Linked DNA regions of Mus musculus: region 2 is linked to region 1. A link is a loop called in an ENCODE intact Hi-C map of the cell type or tissue named here. Cell type or tissue: left cerebral cortex. All regions are shown on one strand. Links, peaks and the distances in the headings refer to the core of each region. The heading gives the core; the rest is flanking DNA. Region 1 holds the start of Pomk (protein-O-mannose kinase). Region 2 holds the start of Bag4 (BCL2-associated athanogene 4).

Region 1 (11,770 bases), core at 2,533-10,532:
AGGAGACACTGGAAGTAGGGACCTAAAAAATCCAGAACAGGGTCACTACAGGCCATCACAAAGCGGCCATGATGGAGGGGCCTGGATGGAGGAGCCTGGATGGGGATAAGTCTGAGATACACCCTCAAACAAAGGATGCTTGTCCCTGGAGGTGCTGGAGAGAGATCTTCTAAGCTGACTCTCAGGCTGGGGACATGGGGACCCAGCATCAATAGTGACAAAAAAAAAGTTACCTTCAGCAGTTTCTTTTTTCTCCCAGCAGGGTTTCCATCCACATGCCTGTGTCCCTCAGTGACCTGCTTGGTTCAACATGGCAGCTCACAACCTCTATAACTCCAGTCCCAGGAGATCTGATGGTGTCTTCTGGCCTCTGGAGATACTGCAATCACATAGCACACGGACACACGTGTAAGCAAAATACCCATAGATGAAAAATTAGAAACGGGTTGTGGTAATGGTGGTAATGGTGGCATACACTTTAAATCTCAGCACTTGGGAGGCAGAGGTAGGTGGATTTCTGAGTTCGAGGCCAGCCTGGTCTACAAAGTGAGTTCCAGGACAGCCAGGGCTATACAGAGAAACCCTGTCTCAAAAAACAAACAAACAAAACCAAAAGCCTAAACAAACCAAATTATATCTCAACTTAAAAGACTAATTCAACTCAATTTCAAGTCTTCTCCCCCAAATCTATTCCGCTACACATTTCACATTGGTAAATAAGGAATCTCTCCCTCCTCTTTCTAAGCCCAAGAGGACACGGGTGGTGTTGGCACAGCAGCAAGAGGAGACACTAGAACTGACAGTTCACTGGCTTTCGCTTATACCACAGAACAAAACGCTGTGCTCATTCCTGCTGTGCTCAGGGTGCGCTCAGGAGACCCTGACTCTGCAGTCACTTTGGTTTCTGTCAGAGAGGCCACCTGGAGGCCACCTCACTGGTTCACCCCACAGGCTTGGGTCTGCCCAGCTAGCTCCAGCAGGTGACTCGGGTCACTTGTTCATCTTTCCACAGGGTCCGGACTCATCTTAATCCCCAGGCAGCTTCCTCAGGGCATCTTCAGAGAGCTAACAAGAGCTGAGACAACTGTGTCCATCACGGACTTGCCGTTTCTCTTTCAGGATATATATTTTTAATGTATTTACATATTTATTTATAAATGTATTTATACACATATATTTAAATAGACTTAATATATTTAAAAACGTTATGTTGATGATGACGATGGTGTGTGGGTAGGGTGAGCACAAGCTACAGCAAGCATGGAGAGGTCAGAGGACAGCTGTGTGGAGCTGATTCTCTCTTGCATCTTTAAGTGGGTTCTGAAGTGACAGGCCAGGTGGTGGCGGCGGCGCACGCCTTTAGTCCCAGCACTTGGGAGGCAGAGGCAGGTGGATTTCTGAGTTCGAGGCCAGCCTGGTCTACAGAGCGAGTTCCAGGACAGCCAGGGCTATACAGAGAAACTCTGTCTCGAAAAACCAAAAAAAAAAAAAAAAAAAAAAAAAAAAGATGTGACAATGTGACAGGCTCACCCACCAGGCACCTTTATCCACTGAGCCTTCTCTCCAGCTCACCTTCATAATCCTTAGAGGGACCAGGTGTGCCTCAACTTAGACCTTAGGTCTAGGGGTTGTAATTGTTTTTTCTCTACAAAGTATCAAATGCTAAATAGGCTCAGGAGTCAATGTCAAAACCAAGTGACAACCACATGGGTGTTGTGAGGTGCAGAAAGGGGACAGGTGCCCTGGATCACCTGTCTGCCACTCGGCTCCGCTGTGGGGTGTCAGAGAAGCTGCTGCCGAGTGCAAAACCAAAGCTCTGAGGCTGCGCTCTAACACCGTCTACTCAACAGACACAAGACTCTGAACGTCGTCCGGTTCTTATGCAATCACAACATAACTCTTACCCAGGGTTTACTGAGAGAAAGTGGCCGGATACAGCTCACTGGTAAGTGCTTGCTTTGCTCCTGGTTTTTATAAAACCAGGCGGTCGATTGTAGCTGGCCAAACCTGGCATCAGATGGTAGGATTCCTTCCTTCTTGCAGACCGAAGTCATTTCACCTCATGCTGGGTCTCTGGTAGCTCTGTAAATGCTCACAATCCCTAAGTTTACACTGTAGCCCACATCTTTCTCCCAACACTCCGTGGGCTCCATGTCTGGATGCCCCCTGCCCCCTCCCCAGCACACCCCTTCTCTGGGGTTCTCACTCTTTCATTCGGACAGAATCCATTCATCGTTCACGACACCGATCAGAGTGACTCCGTCCTTCCCTCCCTTGAGCCCAGAATCAGCCCAAGTCCTACATACATACTGTATCACCTGACTCTAGCCTGTTCTCAGCTGCCCTTCCCTCACTCCACCCCTGTCATGTGCCACCAGCACCCCTTACCTGGCCTTCTACAGCCGAACCCTGCATGGTCTTTCTGTGTTCCAGTCCATTATCCATGCAGCAGACAGGATCTTCCTTCTTTCACAAAATGCCTCAAAAGAAAAATACAAATAAAATTATAACCATCTATTCTGTCTTTGTTAATCTATACTTGTCCTGACTATATTTCAATTTTTCAAAAAAAAATACATATACATATATTTATTTTTGAAGGTGGCTTACTGGGGCCCAACCCAGAATCTTGCATAGCACGTGATTCCCTCACTGAGCTACAACACACCCCAGCTTGATCTCTGAGAAAGAATTGAAATGTTACATATACCCCTGGAGCACCTCTGATGCCCTCGTCATCCCCTCATTAGCCTCATGGTTGTTCTCTGGTGCTCTCCAGTTGTGGATCTGGGAACTTGGGAGGACGAACAATTTCCTAGGTGCTCACGGACTGATCAGAATCAAAGTCTGCTTTGAAAAGTTCTCTAAGCCCTCTGGATGAATGCTAAGACGAGGCCCTCTAGTGGACGCCGTCGAACCCGCGTGTTCCTGAGAGCACAAGTCTCTCCGCCCAACTTCTCAGGCATTGTGCTTCTTGCTGTAGCCTGGAATTCTGCTGTGGGAGAACAGTCCAAAACTGTTGTGCGAGGGCAACTCTGGGAGCTTGTGAGAAGACTCAAGAAAACAACCCAAGAGTCCTGTGACCTCGGTTTCTTAGACCCACAGAATCAGTCTTGGAATGTGCTCTTAATGCTCCTCCCAGATGGAGCGGATAGGCGTGGGTTTACTTCAGCTGCAGTTATCCACGTGACTCTATGGGAGAATGCTGTCTGCCACATGCGGCTTGCCCTTGTGATTGGACACTTGGCCCAGATGACTCTCCTTAACCCTCAGAGTATAAGTTGTCCGATGCTCTGAATAAAGATGGCTACGGGGAGAGACTTTCGTCTGCCTCATTTTTAGGCCCTGTTCTCACAGGTTCACAACACCAGCTAGAGCAGCGAACACTCTACAACTAATGTTTTTTAAAGCACAGCATAATTGTTGTTATAACTTCTTACATTTTATTTATTTATCTGAATATAGAAAGATGACACCTGCTAAGGCATACATGTGGAGGTCAGAAAACAGTTTGTAGGAACCAGTTCTCTCCTACTATGTGGGTCCTGAGGGCTGAACTCAAGTTACTGGGTTTGACAGCAAGCCCCAATCTCCACTGAGCCATTTTGCCAGCCCACCCACCACAATGTATTTTAGAGATGCATCTATTGTACTTCATTAGTTGCGACTGACTCTAGGACCATTAGTGAATTAATTCCCACCCCCCCCTCGCCCCAGCCTCATGGTATAGAAAGAGCAACTATACATACGTCTTGCCTCCCATGTCTCCTATGTGCTGGGATTATAAACATTCACAACCACCCAGGTGTGAAACACACAATTTGAACAATTTGAGCCACAGTCTCGGTCACAGAGCCTGATCCTTCCAAACCACAGATTTAATCCCACCCTCACATCCTCCTGGCCGGGAAATACAAGCATTCAATAGTCCCACTGTGTCCCGAGGAACACACACGTCTAAATGCGTTCTACTGGCTGGTTTCATGTGTCAACTTGACACAGCTGGAGTTATCACAGAGAAAGGAGCTTCAGGTGAGGAAATGCCTCCATGAGATCCAACTATAAGGCATTTTCTCAATTAGTGATCAAGGGGGAAAGGCCCCTTGTGGGTGGGACCATCTCTGGGCTGGTAATCTTGGGTTCTATAAGAGAGCAGGCTGAGCAAGCCAGGGGAAGCAAGCCAGTAAAGAACATCCCTCCATGGCCTCTGCATCAGCTCCTGCTCTCTGACCTGCTTGAGTTCCAGTCCTAACTTCTTTCAGTGATGAACAGCAATGTGGAAATGTAAGCTGAATAAACCCTTTCCTCCCCAACTGCTTCTTGGTCATGATGTTTGTGCAGGAATAGAAACCCTGACTAAGACATGCATGGATGAGTCCTGAGTGACTAGGGATGTAGATAGTTGTGCTTAGCATATTCTACGATGCGGTGCCCTGGAGAATACCAACGGGAACATAAACTCCTGGAACCCAGTCTTGGCTGGCTTACCTCTCTACACGCACGCATGCATGCTATGGGCCACACTCCAGCCCCCATCTACTCCTAGGTGTTCAAAGAAACCCTTTGGGAGCTGTGTAGGCCTTTCCCTTCTAGATTATGTGCTCCTTGATGTCTGTCTCCTGTTCTGTTTGGTTTCCCACTGTCTGCAGTGCCTCGAACAGCAGGGACTTGAATGTACCAACTCCTCACGCCCCCCCCCCCCCCCGCGTCTCTTCTTCAGTTCTCTGTGGGATCCGACCTGTAACGCCTCTCATCCACCCATTTCTTCTTGCACCCGGTGTCGCCACACCAACACCATGGTTACATCTTCCCAGTGTCAAGTCTCAACCTAACCTCCCCCTCATCTTACCTGGCCACTGGGTGAATGCAAGCTTCATGCAGCCTAGAGCTCATACCGTTTTAGGAAGGAAAGGATGCTCCCCAAGAAAACAACACAAGGCAGACTGGGCAGATTGCTCAATGGGTAGTGAGGACCCCAGAATCCCAAAGAAGCCAGATGTACTGTAATCCCACTGGTGGCGGATAGTCGAAAAGCTGCTGGACCAGCTAGCCAGACACATGGCGGGACACCACAAAGTGACACCGTCTCAAACAAGGCAGGAGGCCAAGAGCCACACCCATGTTGCACTCTGACCTCCACATGTACACCATGACACACGTGTGAAACACGCACATAGGCACACACACTTTTGAATGTAAAATTGTCAGCCCCTTTCCAGGGTTTTTGCAAGGGATTTGTGGCAGCACACAGAAACTGTCTTTATTGGGGGCTGGAGAGGTGGCTCAGCGGTTAAGAGCACTGATTGCTCTTCCGAAGGTCCTGAGTTCAAATCCCAGTAACCACATGGTGGCTCACAACCATCTGTAATGAGATCTGACTCCCTCTTCTGGTGTGTCTGAAACAGCTACAGTGTACTTACAATCTTAAAAAAAAAAAAAAAATTCTCACCCACTACTCATACTCCAGTACCATATATGCATGTTCAGTCCCCTATGGTCTGGGTGAGCATCCTCCAAAGGCCCATTCATTAAAGACTTGGTCTCCAGCTGTTGGCACTACCAGACAGCAGCAGAACCTCGAGGAGGCAGAGTCTGCTACAAGGAAGCTTCTGTCAGTAACACGTGACCTAGAAGGAGACACTGGGCCCTCAGCCTGTGTCTCTGTGCTTCCAGGATGCCAGGAAGTAAGATGACCTCTCCCATCATGGTCTTCCCCTCTTCAATTTTCTCTTCCACCGCTCTCTCCCGCCACGACGAGCATAATGACCACAGGCCATAAGCAAAGAATCCCACGGCTGAGCCCAAGAAAATCCTTCCCCTTTAAAAGCTGACCATAGCAAGAAAGGCCAGCAACACTGACAAAATGCTGCAGGAACCCAGAATTCATATTTTTCAATCTACTTATTTTATACACAGGAGTGTTCGCTTGCATGCACACTGTACAATATGTGCTATGTGTGCCTGGTGCCGAGGGAGGTCAGAATACAGTGCTGGATTCCCTGAAACGGAAATTATGGACAGTGGGGAGCTATTAGGGAATTGAACCCAGGTCCTCTGCAACGAGTGCTGTTAGCCACTAGCCATCTCTCCAGCCTTAGAATCCATACTATCAGATCTATGCGGAACCCTCTTTGCTTGGCAATCGATTAACACACCTGTTTCTTGTGGACCGCCCAGGCAGCCCAGAGCTTAAAGAAGTGAGTATGTGTGGTCGGCAGAGCGGGAACTTCCGGCACTGTTTAAACACCAAGGCTATTTGATAACGGTGAAAAAGGACCAGCTGCTGTATGTCGACTGCTTAGGTTAGTCAAGGGAAATAAGTCAACTAAATGAATTGCCAATATGCAGAATATTTTACACAATTCGAGAAGGAGCTGGTGTCACCCAATTCAGACTAAATTTCATTTCCCGATAACTATTTAAACAGTCTGGATGTTATTTAGTTTGGACAGGCGAAGGTGGGGGCGGGGGGCATCAAATTTACTAAAGGTCTAAAACTGGTTTTTAACAAAGAGGGGGAGAGAAAGCGAGAGCATGGCGGACAGCCTCCGCTCACATGGTTCAATAGCAGCTCCCGGTGCATGGTACTGGGATACCATGGATACCGGGAGAGGGGTTGCGTGGTGAGCATCCAAAGGGAATGCATGGTGCACCCGGAGGAGGGGTGCGCGGTAAGCACGGGAGGAGCCAGCACCAGTACCCGGTTTAGTTTTCATGATCCCCATGAGAGGATCCACTTTGGGATTGGGTCCGGGGGCTCAGGAGGGTCAGGCTTGGAAAGGCCCCACAGAACCCTGTCCCGCTTCACTACGCCCCGGAGCCTACCTGGCGACCACCAAATCCGGCTCGCATTCCAGGACGCCTGCGCGGCCGGAAGCGGTCGGAGACGAGCGTGAGGCTGCCTCCTGGTGGCCGCCTCTTGCCTTACAGTGGACGCCCGCGCCAGCGTAGGCGCGGTCATCCATACCCTGGTCCTCATTTCCTCTAGCCAAACTGGTGAAGGCCAGGCTGCAACAGCAAGGTTGAGCCTGGGACTGGGGACCTCAGAGGGGCTGCTTCCTGATCTACAGCTCTACACTCTCTGCAAAGCGGTGGCTGCCAAAGAGTGATCCTCAGAAAAGCAACACGAGCAAATCGCAGAGTGAGGCTCAGTGCACTGATAATGCCTCTGGCTTTGAAAACTATGTGACTTTGGAGCTTTGGCCTGAGACGCCAAGCTGCGCGTCACAGATTTCAGGGCCAAACCTCAAGTCATGCGAAGGCTGGAAGGTCTCAGCGTGCTACACTAGTATTAGTACTGGAAGTGAAATGGGAGGGGTAAGGTTGGGAAATGGAAAATCAGACATATCATCTACTTCTAAACTGATTTATTTTCCAGATTTGAAATCAAAACATACAGTGTGTGGGTAAAAACAAAAACCATCTATGTTTATTATCCAAACTCTAAGCATGCTAAAGAACCCAGAATCTTGATCTAGGAAGCACTAGAGGAACCGACAAAACTCCCTTCAAAGAATCCCTGTAAGCAACTTTTGCTTCTCAGACTGACAAATGCGTTTGTGTGTGGTGTGCCAGAGAACTCAAAGGCCAGGAGTGATAGATAGACTTGCTGGTAATTGTGGTCCCCCAGATACCAATGCTATATGAACTAAACTCAGGTTCTGTGGGGCCATCTCTCCAGCACCAGGGCTATTTATAGTAGAAAATATACCTGGATGTATAACAGCAAGTATTTCAGAAATAAATTATAGGCATTATATAAAAAACACCATTAAGAACACTGTTTAATGAATAGTTTCAGTTTGTGAAGCTTTAAAACTTCTGGTGATGATGGAGGTAATGGTTGTAAAATAATGTGAATATATTGGATGCCACTGAAATAAACACTTAAAAATGACTCAGATACGGGCTGGAGAGACCCCCTCAGTAGGTAAGAGCATTGGTTGCTCTTCCAGAGAACCTGGGTTCCTGGCATCCACTTGGCAGCTCACAACCACCTGTAACTGAGTTCTAGAGGATTAGACCTCCTCCGCTTCTGCCCTCTGAGGGCACTGCACACACGTGGTGCTCAGACATATAAGCACGCAGAACACCCAGCCACATAAAATAAATTCCAAAGCAACCTGTTACAAAAGGACTAAAATCAGGAGGTGTGTTATATAGAGTTTGCTATAATAAGTGATGATGCTGCAGGGGGCCACAGAGATGGCCAGCAGGTCAGCGTGCTTGCCACCAAGCCTGACCATCTAAGTTCAGTTTCCTAGGACCCCTCCTAGGGGAGGGGAGAAGGATTCTCACCATGTCATCCTTAGATCTCCAAATGCACACGCATGGACACACACACACCAAATAAACGTGACATTAGGTGATGCTGTGATGATGCATCCTGACATGAAGAGCTATTCATGGCACATGGATGTAGTGCTTTTGATGCTAAGCATCCCGCATAGGTCCACGTGGTCCTCTGCGGGGCAGGCTGCTTTGGAAGTGGAGCCCTGTTAGAGGATGCGATTCCTTAACAGGCCTTACTTCCTGTTCACGCTCTGTTTCCTGGGTCTGAGTGCCAATCTCCCATGGGGCAGCCATCAAATCACTCACTGTCTGCTGCTGTATCCGTCTTGAAATGATAGCCTGTGTGCCCTTGGCATAATGAAACAAAGTAACAAGTTGCTTTTGTCAGAGAATTTGATTACAAGGTGAAAGTTAACTAAGACAATGGCTAAGGGTGGGAAACAATCCCATGCTTTAAAAATGTTTTTAATGTTGTGGCACCTGGATCGACTCCAGGAGCCCATGCTATCCTCACACCCCGGAAGCCAATAAAACAGTGATTTCAACAAAAGATGGGGAGGGGACTTCCGAGAAAGATGGGAAACTTCCATAAAGCACAGCTTCAAAATCCAAGCAAAATTAAGGGTAGAGCTATTTGTGTGGTCAAGGAAGACTGGCATTTGGAGCAGCATGGATCTGGTCAGGGGATGTCTGCTCTGTTCTCCCCTGACCTAAATTCAGTACGGCTAAAACCTGGAAGTCCTCTAGTTAACCACGGAGCAGCAAAGAAGACTCCTAAGTCAGGAAGTAGAGGAAACCCTCATTTCTGTGTTGTTCTATCCCTGTTCTCACTTCTGCCTTTTCCTTATTTATTCCCAGCCACCTGCACCACAGTAGCATATGTGACTGCCAACCAAAAACTGCAGGACCAGAACACAGTAAAGCCTTCCTTTCTACCCAGTGGAAATGGACTCTGAGGAAGCCCAAACCAGCTCGCCCTGCCTCCCTCCCCAGGCCCAACCTGCTTCATTGCTATAGCACGATTGTGGACGTAGGCAGATTCTTGTCTGTGTGTGTTTTTAAAATTATTATTTTTTTCTTATTCTTAGGGAATGAATTAAGGTCAAATCCTCCCCCATTTCCCTTCTACACTCTCTTCCCAACATGTCCCCTTCCCACCTCCATGTCTCCCCGCCCTCCCCTTGGTGCTGCTCCTACTGGGGCTGCCCCTATATGGAACCTTCAGGGCCAGCAGGATTCTGTAGAGATTCTGTGTGAGTCCTCAGCTGCTTCACAGCAGTCCTGCCTTTGTTTTTCCGCACACAAGTCCCTTGTTCTAGTATCAGAAACAGCCAGCGGGTATGAGTGTGCACATGCACGTACAGGTGTGTACACACCTAGAGAGGCCATCTGAGCATAGGAAACCTACCAATGGCTTCACCTTCAGAAAGGATTCTCGATCCAGTGATCGAGTGGCAGTCTTTTCTTGGTAAGGGGTTAGGGGAGAAAGCACTTCCCCAGGCTATGCTGGAGTTTCAGCTGGCTCAATGCTTTGCAGGTAATCACAGTGGCTCTGAGTTTCTGAGCACAACAGCTGTGGCCCACCCCGTTCACAGCCAGCATCCCACCGGCACTCGCTCCTCCTCGCCCTGTCCTCTGGCTCTTACATCCATCCTGCCTCCTCCTCCTGAGTCAGATGCCTCACGTCGGGTTGAGCACCCAATCCCTACTTCTCGGCGCTGTGCATTTCTGTAGATTGCTGCGCAGGTTCTTGACTGTCAAACTGGAATCTGGGTCTCTGGCCAGAGAACTGACATGGGCTCTCCGTGAAAACGAAATGTTCTGTGTGTAGGGTGTGCTGGGACTTGCCTTTAATCTCAGCACTCGGAGGCCGATTGACCTGGACATCACACACCTGATTCCAACCACACAGGACACTTCGAGAACTATGCTAATGACGAGGGTTCTGCTCATGACCAAAATAATGCTGAAGGACATGCAAACTCTTGAAACAAACCTTAAAGTACAAAGTATCTCAAAGGGGCGGAAATGGCTGAGCTGTTGTGGGCACACACTGTTCTTATGGTGGATCTGAGGGACAAACACAGAAGTGATGGCAGAGCAGAGGGTGCGGAGCAGCCTGAGGACAGACTAACAGAAGCATCTCTGAAGGCAGGGTCTGGCTACCCAGTAGCCTCTGGAGCATGGGAATTATAGCACATATCGCCATGCCTGCTTGTTTTGGTCAAGGCAGAATCTCACTTGGTCGCCCAGACCGCCACTGAACTTGTAAACCTCTGCGTGCAGGGATCCTAGCTATGTGCTACCATGCTGGGCCCTAGAAACAAAGGTAAGTCGCTGACAGCAATTTCTGAGGATAAATGTTCTTAGACTGGCGGGTTTTGTTTTTTTGAGACAAAGTCTTCCTATGTGGCCTAGAGGACCCGGACTCTGAAATGTAGACCAGGCTGGTCATAAACTCACAAAGATACACTTGACTCTGCCTCCTTGGAGGCGTACACCACTACAGTTGACTACTAGGCTGTGTTTTGTTGTTTCTACTTCAATGCTGCTAAAAAAAAAAATAAAATAAAAATGCTATTTTCAAATATAGAACTAGAGATTTGGGAGATCTACAAGTGACAAACACTGACATAAGATGTAAAAACAAAAATAAAATGTTAAAAGTGACTTAAATGTATTTTCTCTACTAAAAGTTACTTCCCAACTTTATGTGGAGAAGAGGCTTATTCAAGTCTTCACAGGGATCTCCTCAGCTGCGGTTTGGTGTCCTAACACTGAAATCCCTATGGACTGCTGCTGCGGCTAACACACTACTCTGAGGCACTCAGACTCCTTTCTAACCCCACTCTAGTCTCAAGTGACTGGTAGAGGCCAGAAATCAAGGGACTACATTTCAGAGCCTCTGGTCGGCCAGTACATCGCAAGTGTGCTTCCATAGAAGGTGGCAACCTAGAGCTGGCATAGGGAACCGTGCGTTCCAACTCCTCACGCCGCAGTTTCCCAGCTCTGGTACAGGCAGCAGCAACTTGTTGCTATGGCATAGCGTGGATGTGGGATAGACTTCAGAAGATGAGGCAATGACTGTGAGCTATCTATGCTGATTAAATTCAGTTTAAATTATCTTGAGTCCATTTTGTTGCTGACAAGAAAAACAGGACCAATTTCCATTTTTAATAAATTCACATTTCCCTCCCATAATCACAAAATGTATAGTAATATTTTCTTTTTAAGTTTTTGACTTTTTTTTTTTTTTTTCAAAGAAGGCTACCCTCTATATTCTGAACTGGCCCAAACCTCTCTATGTAGTCCAGACTGGCTCAAACTTGCAGCAATCCTCCTGTCTCAGCCTCCCAAGCACTGGGCTTCTTGTTTGTCCCTTATATACTGTTAAACATCAAACACTATGGAATTGTTTATAGATAATGTGACTTTATTATAAAACCTTTCTTTTGGCATTAGTTGGTTACAGTGATAG
Region 2 (11,770 bases), core at 1,147-9,146, 210 kb before region 1:
AGCTGGGGGTGAACTGCGGGAACCTGCCATTCTTTTCCCTGTCCAATCACACACAAGTATATCTATACATTTTTTCTTGTATTCCAGTACTTTCTGCTTATAACTTCAGTATCATCAACTCATATAGAGCAATCACAACTGGAACGTGTGACTCAAGCTGTGATAGCACCATCTTTTCAGGGCTTTGTCTTTAAATAAATTACATTAAGACACTAACTCTTGTAAGAATGCTCCAAACCAATTCTTTTTTTTTTTTTTTGGTTTTTCGAGACAGGGTTTCTCTGTGTAGCCCTGGCTGTCCTGGAACTCACTTTGTAGACCAGGCTGGCCTCCCGCCTGCTCTGCCTCCCAAGTGCTGGGATTAAAGGTGTGTGCCACCACTGCCCTGCTCAATTCTTAAACCTTTCTGACTGTCTAGCTGAACACACAATATGTTTTATTCTTTGAACTTACAGTTTAAGTGCACTTTTGGCTCATAACAAACCACTTTTATTCCCCTTATATAGATGGGTTTTATGGTTTGTTGACTATGCTGGATTAAACCTAGAGTTATTGTATATCTACGCTCTCTACCAAGAAGACAACAAGCTGACTGTTCTAGATGTGGTGAACCCAGGCCTACATCTTCAGACTCTTAAGAGTCAGTCCCTTCAGGTGAATCTCTAAGGTTCAGTTTAGCTACCAGGATCCTCCCACTATTCATTCCCTCTCTTCCTGACTCAGCTTCCTAACGCCATAGCTCCTTGCTTTTCTTTCTTCAGCCAGACTCACCTCACAAAAAAACATCACTGAAGACCACCTCCAACCCATCCCCAGCAACTATTAACTGTCATTCTCCCCTGGAAGGGGGAGTGCCTTGTCAGCCACTCTCTACCAACTTCTGTTTATGGCCTACAAATCCTCAGAAATGTGGGTCCTAATGAGCCTCTTCCCTGTCAAGGATGGAGTGCTTCTGAGCCCACTGGTGTGTAGGTCTTAAATAGTAACCACAGCTGCTGTGAGTTCATCAATGCAGCCATCGGGTCATACCCAGAAGACAGTCTTTCATAACACCCTCCTCCTTCCTCTGCCTCGTACATTCTTTCCACTCCCGCTTCTGTAGCGCTCTTTGATCCTCAGAGGGGATAAAATGCATGACCTCTTTAGGGCTGAACACTATAACAGTGACTTTTTTTCAGCACAATAACCAGTTGTCTGAGCATTATTAGTTACCACCCACTACAACACACTGACACAACCCACACACACACACTACCACTACCAACACTATCAAACCTTTGACCAAACCTGAGAATAGCACTAATCTGTGAACATAAACATAATCAGAAGGAAGATCTTTGGTGAGCACAATTTGTCCATTTAGCAAAACAGCAGTAGGAGCAGTTTCCCCACTCAGGTCTACGACATCCCCAGCCATGGGGTTCTGAGCAGGCTTACAGTACCAGGAATGAATTCTCTCCAGGAGAGTGGGGCTCAAAGCACAAGGTGCTTCGGACCCTACAACAGTCATGCCACTCCATCACACAGGTAGGCACGTTTTCCCAGGCAAGTTAGTGGTTTAGCATGAGCCCACTGTTAGAACCTAGGTAAAACAGTTACCTGGCTAGCCTGCCATTTATAGCAAAACTTTCTCATATGTTTCTGATGTTACTAGGAAACTTTCTAATTCCAAGATGATTACATATTCTGTTATGTTCTGTGCCCTAGGGAACCCATCACGATAGAAATCAGTACAACTGTGTAGCTGCCCCTGGGATGGACTCCAACATAAGGGAGACACCTGCATCAACAGAAGAAACTATTTGGAATAAGACTTCCATTTGAGTAGTGGTTGAGTAAAATTTAAGTTCCCAAGATCTCCCTGAGAACAGACATCCTACTTGGCAGAAAGAAATATGTATGTGGATAACTGACATCCTGGTTGGCAAGTTAAGACATGAACGTTAGACAAGTCCCATCCTGGTAGACAAGTTAGGACAAAGCAAGCCCCCAGCCACAGTTGAATACCCCAACCAATGCAAGCAGGATAAGTGTACAACAAAGACTTAATCCTAAGGAAATCCCCTATCTCTAAATCCTGATTGGTGGAATAACTTGGCACAGATGTTAATGGATTGGGGCTTAAAAACCCTGTAGAATCTTAACTTTGCATCATGGCTGTTACCAAATCTGGACCATGGCCCTGGTTGACCAGTCCTGGGGTGTATGCTCAATAAACTATCCCTGTCTGACAAAGATGGACGTTTCTTAGACACCAACATCCACAGCGAGTTAAGACTGTTCATAAACCTTTTTCCTCAAGCAGCCTGCACAGCAGCTCAAGGCATTATGAAAACTAGCCAGAAGGGAGAAAGTTTACAGGTCAGTTTCGCTTTGATTTCTCTACAGTCTGCAAAGTATGTGGTGTCTTCAACAATAGGATTTTATCATCCAGTTCTGATGGCTAACCAAGAACTGTGGCAGTAGGATAAATATATTACAAACACATGTATGTATGTGTGGCTGGTGCCTGAGTAGGCCATAAGAGGGCGCTGGACCACCTACAACTAGAGTTAACAGACAGCTGTGAGCTGCCATGTGGATGCTGAATTGAGCCCAGGTCTTCTAGAAGAGCAGCCACTGAGCTGCTCAGGCCTGGACGTTCTCTCTCTCTCTTTTTTTTAAAGGTAAAACCCTGTGCCATATTTAAATATATTAATTTCATTTGGTTGTTTTGTTTTATTGGAAACAGGGTTTCTCTATGAGGTCTGGCTACCCTAGGAACTTGCTCTATAGGACAGACTGGCCTTGAATTCAGAGATCCACCTCTGCCTCCCAAATGCTAGAACTAAAGACATGCACTACCATCACCAGCTGTTTTCAATATGTTAATTTAAAAACCAGGAAGGGTGGGGCTAACCTATAATCTCAGCATTTGAGAGGTAGAGGCAAGCAGCTGAAAATTTCAAGATCTTCCTTGGCTACATAGTGAGTTCAGGGCCAGTCTAAGATACAAGAGACCCTGTCTTGGAAAATTAATTGTCAAGTCTTAATTGTATGAGGACATACCTGTGTAATGCACATACATACAGAGGTCCAAGGCTGATTCTTTCAATACTTCTTCTACCTTACTCCATGAGGCACAGTTTCTCAAACAAACCCAGATCCTCCCCTCTTCCCCAAGGCCAGATACTCTTGCTAGCCAGCTTGCTTCTGGGGATCCTTCTCAACTTTCTAAAGACGGAATTACAGGTTGAGCCACTCCAGTCACCCAACATTTATGTAGGTTCTAGGGATCCAAAGCCCAGTCTTTTTTTGTTTTTGTTTTTTTTTAAGATTTATTTATTATTATACATAAGTACACTGTAGCTATCTTCAGACACCCCAGAAGAGGGTGTCAGATCTCATTACAGATGGTTGTGAGCCACCATGTGGTTGCTGGCATTTGAACTCTAGACCTTCAGAAGAGCTATCAGTGCTCTTAACCACTGAGCCATCTCTCCAGCCCCAAAGCCCAGTCTTTTTACTTGCAAGGTGTGCCATCTTCTTAGCCCTGCACTTTTTTTTTAAATTTCACACATAAGTATTATAAAATTTAGTAAAAGCCAATAAAGTTAAGATTGTGGATTTGGGGGAAAAAAAGTACATCTATGACAACATGCATAGGCAAAGGCAGAAGCAGAGGCAGGTGGATCTCTGTGAGCTGGAGGCCAGCCTGGTCTCCAGATGGTGTTCCAGAACAGCCAGGGCTACACAGAGAAACCCAGTCTTGAAACAAAACAAAACAAAATTTACAGATGCCCATTATTCATTTCCAGTTTATCTCAAACTATGCTAACCCCATAATCTGCCCTATATGCACAACTCTACTCCAAACCTCTTAACTCCCTACCAGATGCTAAACTTGAACTTTTGCAAGTCTTTCCCTAACCAGACAGACTTTTACTTTGATAGCAAACTCGATAGAAGCCAGTTTAAAGCTCGACTCCTTTTCCTCATCAACTGATCTTTAATCTGGGTACAAAAGTCCTTCATCTCTAGATCCTGTGATTACAGTAGATCCGCCGGCCTACTTATCCCATCCTACTTACTGAATCAGCACAGGAAATAGGGATCCTTCTTCCAGCTAACTTCTGAATACTACCTGGTTTCTATTCTTATACAATTTTTAGAGGAACAATTAGCCTACCCGTTTAAAATGTACAATTCAGTGGTTTTTAGGATACTCAGAATTGGGAAACCATCTTCACCAACTTCAGAACACTGTACCACCTCAAAGCCCAGTTTTGCAATTCTTCCTTCCAGTCCCCAACCTAGCAGCCCACCATGTTTCTGCCTGGAGGAATCGCTCCCTATGGGCACTACACATAAATGGAATCACACAATATGAAATGCAACCCTTTGACTAACTTCATCCAACAAGCATGATCTAGTTAAGGTTCATTCCATGTTGAAACAAGTATGTGAGTGGGGATGGAGGGGGGGGGTCAATTCATACCTTTCTAGATGTTATGTTCTAAAATGTTAGCCATGTTAGTTAATCCAGCAACCAGTTGATAACTGTACCAGTTATTTCTAATTTTTGGCCATTATCACTAATGATGTTAAAAAGATGTATTAAATAGTATATGGACATGTTTTCCTTTGTTGTGGTGGTGGTGGTTGTTGTTCATTTTTTGAGACAGGGTCTCACCACGTTGTCCAGGCTGTCCTGGAACTCATTATGTCCATGTGAACCAGGCTGGCTAGTCTGCCTCAGCCTCCTGGGTACTGAGATTAAACACACCAGCCCTTGTTTTTTGTTTGTTTTGTTTTGTTTTTTTGTTTTTTGTTTTTTTTTCAAGACAGGGTTTCTCTGTGTAGCCCTGGCTGTCCAGGAACTCACTTTGTAGACCAGGCTGGCCTCAAACTCAGAAATCCGGCTGCCTCCCAAGTGTTGGGATCAAAGGCATGCGCCGCCACCACCAGCAGACTTTTTTTTTGTCGTTTTTTGTTTTTTCAGCCCTTGTTTTCTATTTCTTGAGTATACTTACAAGTAGACCTGCTAGATCATAAATTAACTCTCTGTCAGAAGTTTTAGGAACGACCCAGCTATTTTCCAAAGCACTGTACTATTTTACAATCCCGTCGTGGATATGTGAGAATTTTATAATTAATTTTCTGCAAGTAAGAATGTTACAAAGGCCAAAAGATGTGTGCCACCATCCTAGAATGATAGCCCCATACGAAGATAAAATAGAAACACACTTTTGGCATGTATGCAAGCAACAAAATGTTACAGGTCCAAACATACTAAGCAAGTCGGTCTCTCAGAGCCTTCTCCATTCAAAAATTGGGAAGCATTAATAACATCTGTCTTGCAGTCTTGCGATGATTAAATAGAACATTAAGGTACTTTGCAACATTGATCCCTCCTGATTCAATTCCAGGCAAAGCTTTAGTGATAAGGAACTAAGTGATCAGCCCGCCCCGTTTCGATCCCTTCCCCGTGGGAGGGGCTGCTGAGTAAGGGCTGGGGCTGCAGCTCCCCGAGCCACGCAGGATAAATTGTTACAGCCCAATCACGCTAACCTACGCTCTCGGGAAAGAGATCCTGCAGCCTGCTACTAAGCTTAGGAAGTCAGCGCAGAATATTTTTTCGTTTTTTTTTTTCGTGGTTAACAAGAACACTTATGATGGCTGAAGTTAAAAAAAAAAGCAAAAACAAACAAACAAACAAACAAAACGAAGGGACAAATGGAACCCAAGCCTAGCTCCCCTCGCATCTCTGGTCCTCGTCTCTGCACCGTCCCCAAAAGAAGAACAAATCAGAGACCCGAGTCCTAACAGACCCTAAGTATAAAACCCCCAAATGTCCTCACCTCTGCCCAAGACTTCCCGACTGGAGCCCCGGAAAAGACTTCGAAGCTTACCTGGTGGCCTCCCCCGGCTCTGCTCGCTTCTGCCCAGGCGCCTCCCGAGGGGTAGTAGCCATCGCCACCTGCGCCTTCGCCCGGCCAGGTGGTCTCGGCCGGGGCGCCCCCGCGCCCTCGCCAGGAAACCGGAGGCTGGGGAGGCTCCGGACGAAGAGGGGGGTATAAGGGCGGAGGTACGTGCACCGGGACATCGCCTCCCCCGGGCCCGTAGTAGCGGCCGTAAGAAGGGCCGTCACTGGGGCCGTAGCCCGAGCGCCTCAGGGCCGACATGGGCTCCGCTGCCGCGAAGCGCTTCCCGCCCCCCACGACCGTCCCATTGCGCAGGCGCCTGCGGGAGGCCGCTATTGGCGAGCGGCGGAGGGGGATAGGACGGCTACAGCCAATCCCGAGCCGGTCCCGCCCCTTGCACGCCGAGCGCGGAACGGTCATGGACGGTACGGGTCAATCCGGGCCTCGGGTCGGGAAAGCGAGGCGAGGGGCAGCGCTCGTCACGCGTGAGGAAACGCCTATCCTCCGCCCTTCCGACCTGGACTTCACTGCACTGACTGGAGGGGAAGAGAACGTGGTCGGCCACCGACTGGCAACACGCCCGGCACGCCTCTTTCGGCGGACGGGCAGGCGATACCGGAAGTGGGTGGGGTCACCTGAAACGCTTCCGGCGACTAGCGGTGTCTGAGCTGCAGGTGAGCGGCCGGTTCCCGTCCGCGTCCCGCCGACGGGCGACTGGACGCCCTCGCGGCCGTCCGGTGCAGCCTTGCGAGAGCTCAAACATGAACTATATGCCCGGCACCGCCAGCCTCATCGAGGACATCGACAGTGAGTACCTAACCTCTCCCTCGGGGGAAGCCTGGTGTGGGACCCCTTTTCGAGTGGGCGTCCCTCGACAAGGGCCCAGAGAGTGATCTCTGGGCCCGGGCGGGGTGGTTCTGCCTTCACAGCCTCGGACGGAGCCTTTTCCCAAGCTGCCTTCTCTGTCCTTGAGCGGGTAACACCTCCCCGCCCCCCGCCCCCCAAGCTGTGAAACGCCTTCCGAGGGGCGCAGCATCCGACTTGGGAACGTGAAGGGCAGAGCACGCGAAGGAAGTCGCCTGAGCCACTTCGCGTTCCCAAGTCGGATGCTGCGCCCCTCGTAAGGCGTTTGACAGTGAATGGATGGAGATTGCTTCTAGAAAGGACTCACCAGACCCGACAACAGCAGTTGAATTTAATTAGCAGAGAACGTAGGCTTTCTGTTGTATAGCCACTAGCACTCTCCTTTTTCTGTAAGGGTCATTAGCACTTTCAGATTAAAGTTGTAGAGACAGGTGCCGGACGTAATAACGGGATTTTCTGCGAATGCTAAGTCACTTCAAACTTACTCTTTTCTGTTTGACAGTTTTGCTTTTACTAAAAGGAGGTTAGTCCTGTAAAAATAAAGAGGTTACAATTTCGGTTTTAAAAGGTTTAATTTATTGTGTATTTATGTCTCGTCTACATGTAATTAAACCACGGGCATATTGGTATCCACGAAGCCAGATGACTTTCTCTTCTTGGGATCCTCTGGAATTGGAGTTATGGACCGAGTTACAGAGTCACAGTGTGGGTGCTGAGAAAGGAACTCAGATCTTCTGCAAGAGCAACACGTGCTCTTCTGAACCATCTCTCCAGCCTCCACTTTCATTCCCCCGCCCCGAATTCTTACCTGTGTATGATTCCTTGAATATAACTTTTTTTTTTTTTTGGTTTTTCGAGACAGGGTTTCTCTGTATAGCCCTGGCTGATCTGGAACTCACCTTGTACACCAGGCTGGCCTGGAACTCAGAAATCTTCCTGCCTTTGCCTCCCAAGTGCTGGGATGAATATAACTTTTAAAGCAGCATTAAAAAAACAAACAAACAAACAAAAAAAAAAAACCGCTGTATATGAGCATGTATGTATGTGCATTGCGAGCTTGCCTGGTGCTGGAGAGAACAGAAGAGGGTACTGGGTCCTCTGGAAGACCAGACAATACTCTTTAGCACTGAGCCATCTCTCAGGTCTATAATCAGCATTTTAAAATCATTTTAATACTGTGACTTTTCAAAAGCAAAATGATTTACAACTTCAAACAAGTAAAAATGTTTTGTGTGAGTTTGCAAATTAGAGAGCAGCTGTGATTATATAGACTGGGATAAACATATTAAAGTTTGCTCATATATTACAGGTATAGATATTAATATATATTTATATGTGTATTATAGCTGCATACACATATACACTACTTTATAAGCCTATCTATGAAGTGTGATGAAATACTCTTAGTGGAACTTTTTGCCTTCACCTTTCCTTAGATACGTGAATTACCGAAGCTTCTAACAACAAGTCTGCTATCTTACTAAACGCGCTTGTGTTCTCAAGCCTTCTTGGACTTTGTGGATCTCAGACCCTTTCATTTGATATACAACCTTTAGAACGTGTCTGTCCCAGTCTTTATGGGGCCTTTTGGTTTTTTCGAGTTGTTTTTGTTGTTATTGCTTGTTTTTGTTTTGTTTGTTCTTGGGTTGAGACAGGATCTCTCCATGATCCTGGCTATCCTAGAATGCCCCTGCCTCTGCTCTCCCTTGCTCTGATTTAAGATAGGTGCCATCATGCCTGGTTCAGCTATGCTTGAGTCTTCTAGCTCAGATATAGCTCAGTGGTGTGTCTCCATCAGACTCGCATCCCTTCCTGAGTACCCCAGTGCACTGCAGCTTTGACTCTGCTGACCATCTTTGTCTAGATTTTGCTGTCAGAAGCTTTGGGGTTTTGTTCTTTTTTTTTTTATTGGTTTGGTTCATTTTTGAAAGGGCAGCCACCAGGCTGGCCCCTTTAAATCATAGCATTCCTTCTGTCTCTGTTTGTAAAATTCTGGGGTTACTGTGTATTGGTGGCTCAAATCCCAGTACTCAGGAGGCAAAGGCAGGCAGATCACTGTGAGTTCCAGGCCAGCCTGGTCTACGAAGTGAGTTCCAGGACAACCAGAGCTGTTACACAGATAAGCCTTGTCTCCAAAAACAAACAAACAAAAATTCTGGGGTTAAAGACATGGGCCACCTTGCCTAGCTTTGGCTTGAAGATATGTATATATATATAAATTTTTTTAAAGATGTATTTAGTATCTATAAGTATCTTGTAGCTGTCTTCAGACACATCAAAAGAGGGCACCAGATCTCATTACAGATGGTTGTGAGCCACCATGTGGTTGCTGAGAATTGAACTCAGGACCTCTGGAAAAGCAGACAGTGCTCTTAACCGCTGAGCCATCTCCAGCCCAAAGGTGTAATATTTTTAAAGATTTATTTATATTCATGTGTATCTTTTTTCCTATGAATTTTTAGAGATTATTTACTTACTGTTTATATGTTTGTGCCTACATGAATAATGAATTTATATGAAGTGCATGTGTGCAGGATGCAGAAGGAGGGCCTGGATATGGAGTTAAAAAGAGCCACCTCATGGTGTATAAGAGAAGCAGTGTTCTTCACTGTTGAGCCAGTTTTCTAGCCCCTCGCCCCTCGAAGCTGTATTCATAGTTATAAATATAAGGCCTTCCTTTTAAGTGCAGCTGTACATTGTGTTGTGTGTTTGGGTTTTTCAAAAGGTTTATTTAGGTATTTATATTTATGTGTACATGTGTGTACCTGTATGCTTACATGGATTATGTTCATGCAGGAACTGACATCAGGTAGTGTGAGCTGGGAAGTGAGCCTGGGTCCCCTAGAAGAGCAGTAAGTGCTCTTAGCCACCAAGCCATAGAACCTGCCCTCTGTTTTCTTGGTTTCTCCAACTCTAGTTCTTGAGGATTTTCTTAGTTCTCTAGACTTTACTGTTCTCTAAACTAGGTGTCTGAGTTGCATGTTGGGTTTGTTTTCTCTACATCTCTAGACATTCTAGTTGGGCTTAGCATCGTAACTTCCAATCTTTCTTTCTTTCTTTCTTTCTTTCTTTTTTTTTTTTTTTTTTTGATTCAATAAAGTTTTCTTTTCCCAAATGTACAGCTGATTTACCTGTTCATGCACCTTCCCCAGCAGCCGGAGCGTCTCCACTCTTTGTGTTTCTGGTGTAAATGACTTGGGCTCTGTGCTTTGAAACCAGCTTGATAAGTCCTTCACTAAGGAGCTCCTGGAGGGCTGTCCTGGCCAAGGGAACCTCGAATCTGAATTCAGTCTTTCCGGAGATCACAGCTGGAGTAATAAGCTTGTCGTATGTGGCTTTGTCAAACAGGACAAGATTGTTCAACTTGTTCTGAACTCAGCCTTTGGACCACTTCTTCTTCTTGGCCTTGCCACCAGATTTATTTACTGGGTCTTTGTCCTTTTTGGCCGTCTTTCCGGCATCTTTCTTCTTCTTGTCGTCTTTGGGCGGCATGGCGAAGCTCAGAGAGTCGTGTGAATCACTGCAGCCTCACTAAGATGTCGGAAAAAAGCCAATTTTTCTATACATCAGTCTTTCATGCTTCCTCATTCTTTTGAAGTTAAACCTGCCTTCAATACTTGTCAGAATTTAGCTCCTGTTCTTTCTTTTAACTTTGAGCCGAATGTGAACATGCTACTTCCCCTTATACTTAATTTACAGATTCTCTAATCTTTTGTTTCCACTTTCTCTTTCTCATAGCCAAGATTTATTTATCCTTAAGGATCCAACTGGGATAGGTCTAGTTTCTTTTTTAAGTCTTACATAATTAAGATTTGCATGCTTATGATACTTAATTATAGCTAATGATGACATAACTCCTTTAGAGGAGACTCATTGCCCTTCTTTTCAGACAGACAGTGCTTTATGCTGGGCACTGGTGGCACACACCTTTAATCCCAGCATTCAGCAAAGGTAGGCGATAAGTGAGTTTGGGCCCAACCTGGTCTACAGAGTGAGTTCCAGGGCAGCCAGGTCTATATAGAGAAACCCTGGGGGGAAGGGCATTCACTGCCACACCTGGCTTGGTGTATGCGCTTTATTTTTGAGCGGGGCATAATGAAGCACATTATGTGTCTCCTAAGTGCATTAATCCTAGCACTTAGGAGACAGAGACAGAGGTAGATAGATCTCTGTGAGTTCAAGGCCAGCCTAGTTTATAGTTTCAGGACAGCCAGAGCTATACAGTGAGACCCTGTCTTAAAAAGAAAAAAACAGGGGTTGGGGATTTAGTTCAGTGGTAGAGCGCTTGCCTAGCAAGCACAAGGCCCTGAGTTCGGTCCTCAGCTCCGGAAAAAGAAAAAAAGGAAAAAAAAGAAAAAAGAAAAGAAAAAAACAAGGCTAGTGAGATGGTGCAGTGAGTAAGAGCACTGACTGCTCTTCCGAAGGTCCTGAGTTCAAATCCCAGCAACCATATGGTAATGAGATCTGACTCCCTCTTTAGGAGTGTCTGAAGACAGCTACAGTGTACTTAGATATAATAAATAAATAAATCTTTTAAAAAGAAAAAAACCCAAAAGTACTTTATGCATAGCATTAAAGAAATGACTGGTTGAAATCTTGCTTTTCTTTTTTTTTCCCCACCTCTCCTTTGCTTGCTTTTCTAAACGATGCTTATCACACTTCAGAGTCCCCCACATCACACTTTCTGTGGTTGTTTTGGTGTGTCCTTCATCCAACTGTTTTGTTATTCTGTTGTATTTTTTGTAAGATGTAATTTTTTTGCTTTCATCCTACAGTGAATATAAATTCATGAGGTTGGTGACTTTGAGACCTCAGAATAGTTTAGAGCAATGGTCCTCAACCTTCCTCATTCAACAACGCTTTAATACAGTTCCTCATGTTGTGACCCTCTACCATAAATTTATTTTTGTTACTACATCATAACTGTAACTTTGTAGGCCGTAGTGGCACATACCTTAATCCTCACACTTGAGAGGCAGAAGCAGGTGGATCTTTGAGTTCAA

What was found. A loop is a pair of places that touch in the nucleus more often than their neighbours do. Peaks named below come from ENCODE experiments on the same cell type or tissue, not always from the same donor. Only the 100,000 strongest peaks of a DNase experiment are listed, where the experiment ranks them.
Region 2: a loop joins it to region 1, with 2.6 times the contacts of the local background. A loop is called at or near these places in 17 of 42 quality-filtered maps.

Annotation. Positions count from the first base shown.
Region 1 is chr8:25,987,262-25,999,031 of GRCm38, forward strand. It overlaps Pomk (protein-O-mannose kinase), which reads right to left and starts at 6,860. Exons shown (of 5, transcript NM_029037.4): 1 at 6,826-6,860; 2 at 2,389-2,480; 3 at 234-379. It overlaps Gm31402 (a long non-coding RNA gene), which reads left to right and starts at 6,033. Exons shown (of 2, transcript XR_378826.3): 1 at 6,033-6,302; 2 at 9,151-10,968. It overlaps Fnta (farnesyltransferase, CAAX box, alpha), which reads right to left. Exons shown (of 9, transcript NM_008033.4): 9 at 11,427-11,770. In left cerebral cortex, for the core only: CTCF peaks have their summits at 2,914 (motif pointing left), 3,115 and 6,900 (motif pointing left); DNase peaks (open chromatin) are centred at 2,921, 6,242 and 6,867; H3K4me3 peaks cover 1,360 bases; H3K27ac peaks cover 971 bases.
Region 2 is chr8:25,779,008-25,790,777 of GRCm38, forward strand. It overlaps Bag4 (BCL2-associated athanogene 4), which reads right to left and starts at 6,202. Exons shown (of 5, transcript NM_026121.3): 1 at 5,892-6,202. The coding sequence starts at 6,164. Lsm1 (LSM1 homolog, mRNA degradation associated) reads left to right here and starts at 6,584. Exons shown (of 4, transcript NM_026032.1): 1 at 6,584-6,710. The coding sequence starts at 6,665. It also overlaps the pseudogene Gm46037. In left cerebral cortex, for the core only: a CTCF peak has its summit at 2,523 (motif pointing right); DNase peaks (open chromatin) are centred at 2,551, 5,489, 6,275, 6,496 and 1 more place; H3K4me3 peaks cover 2,551 bases; H3K27ac peaks cover 1,502 bases.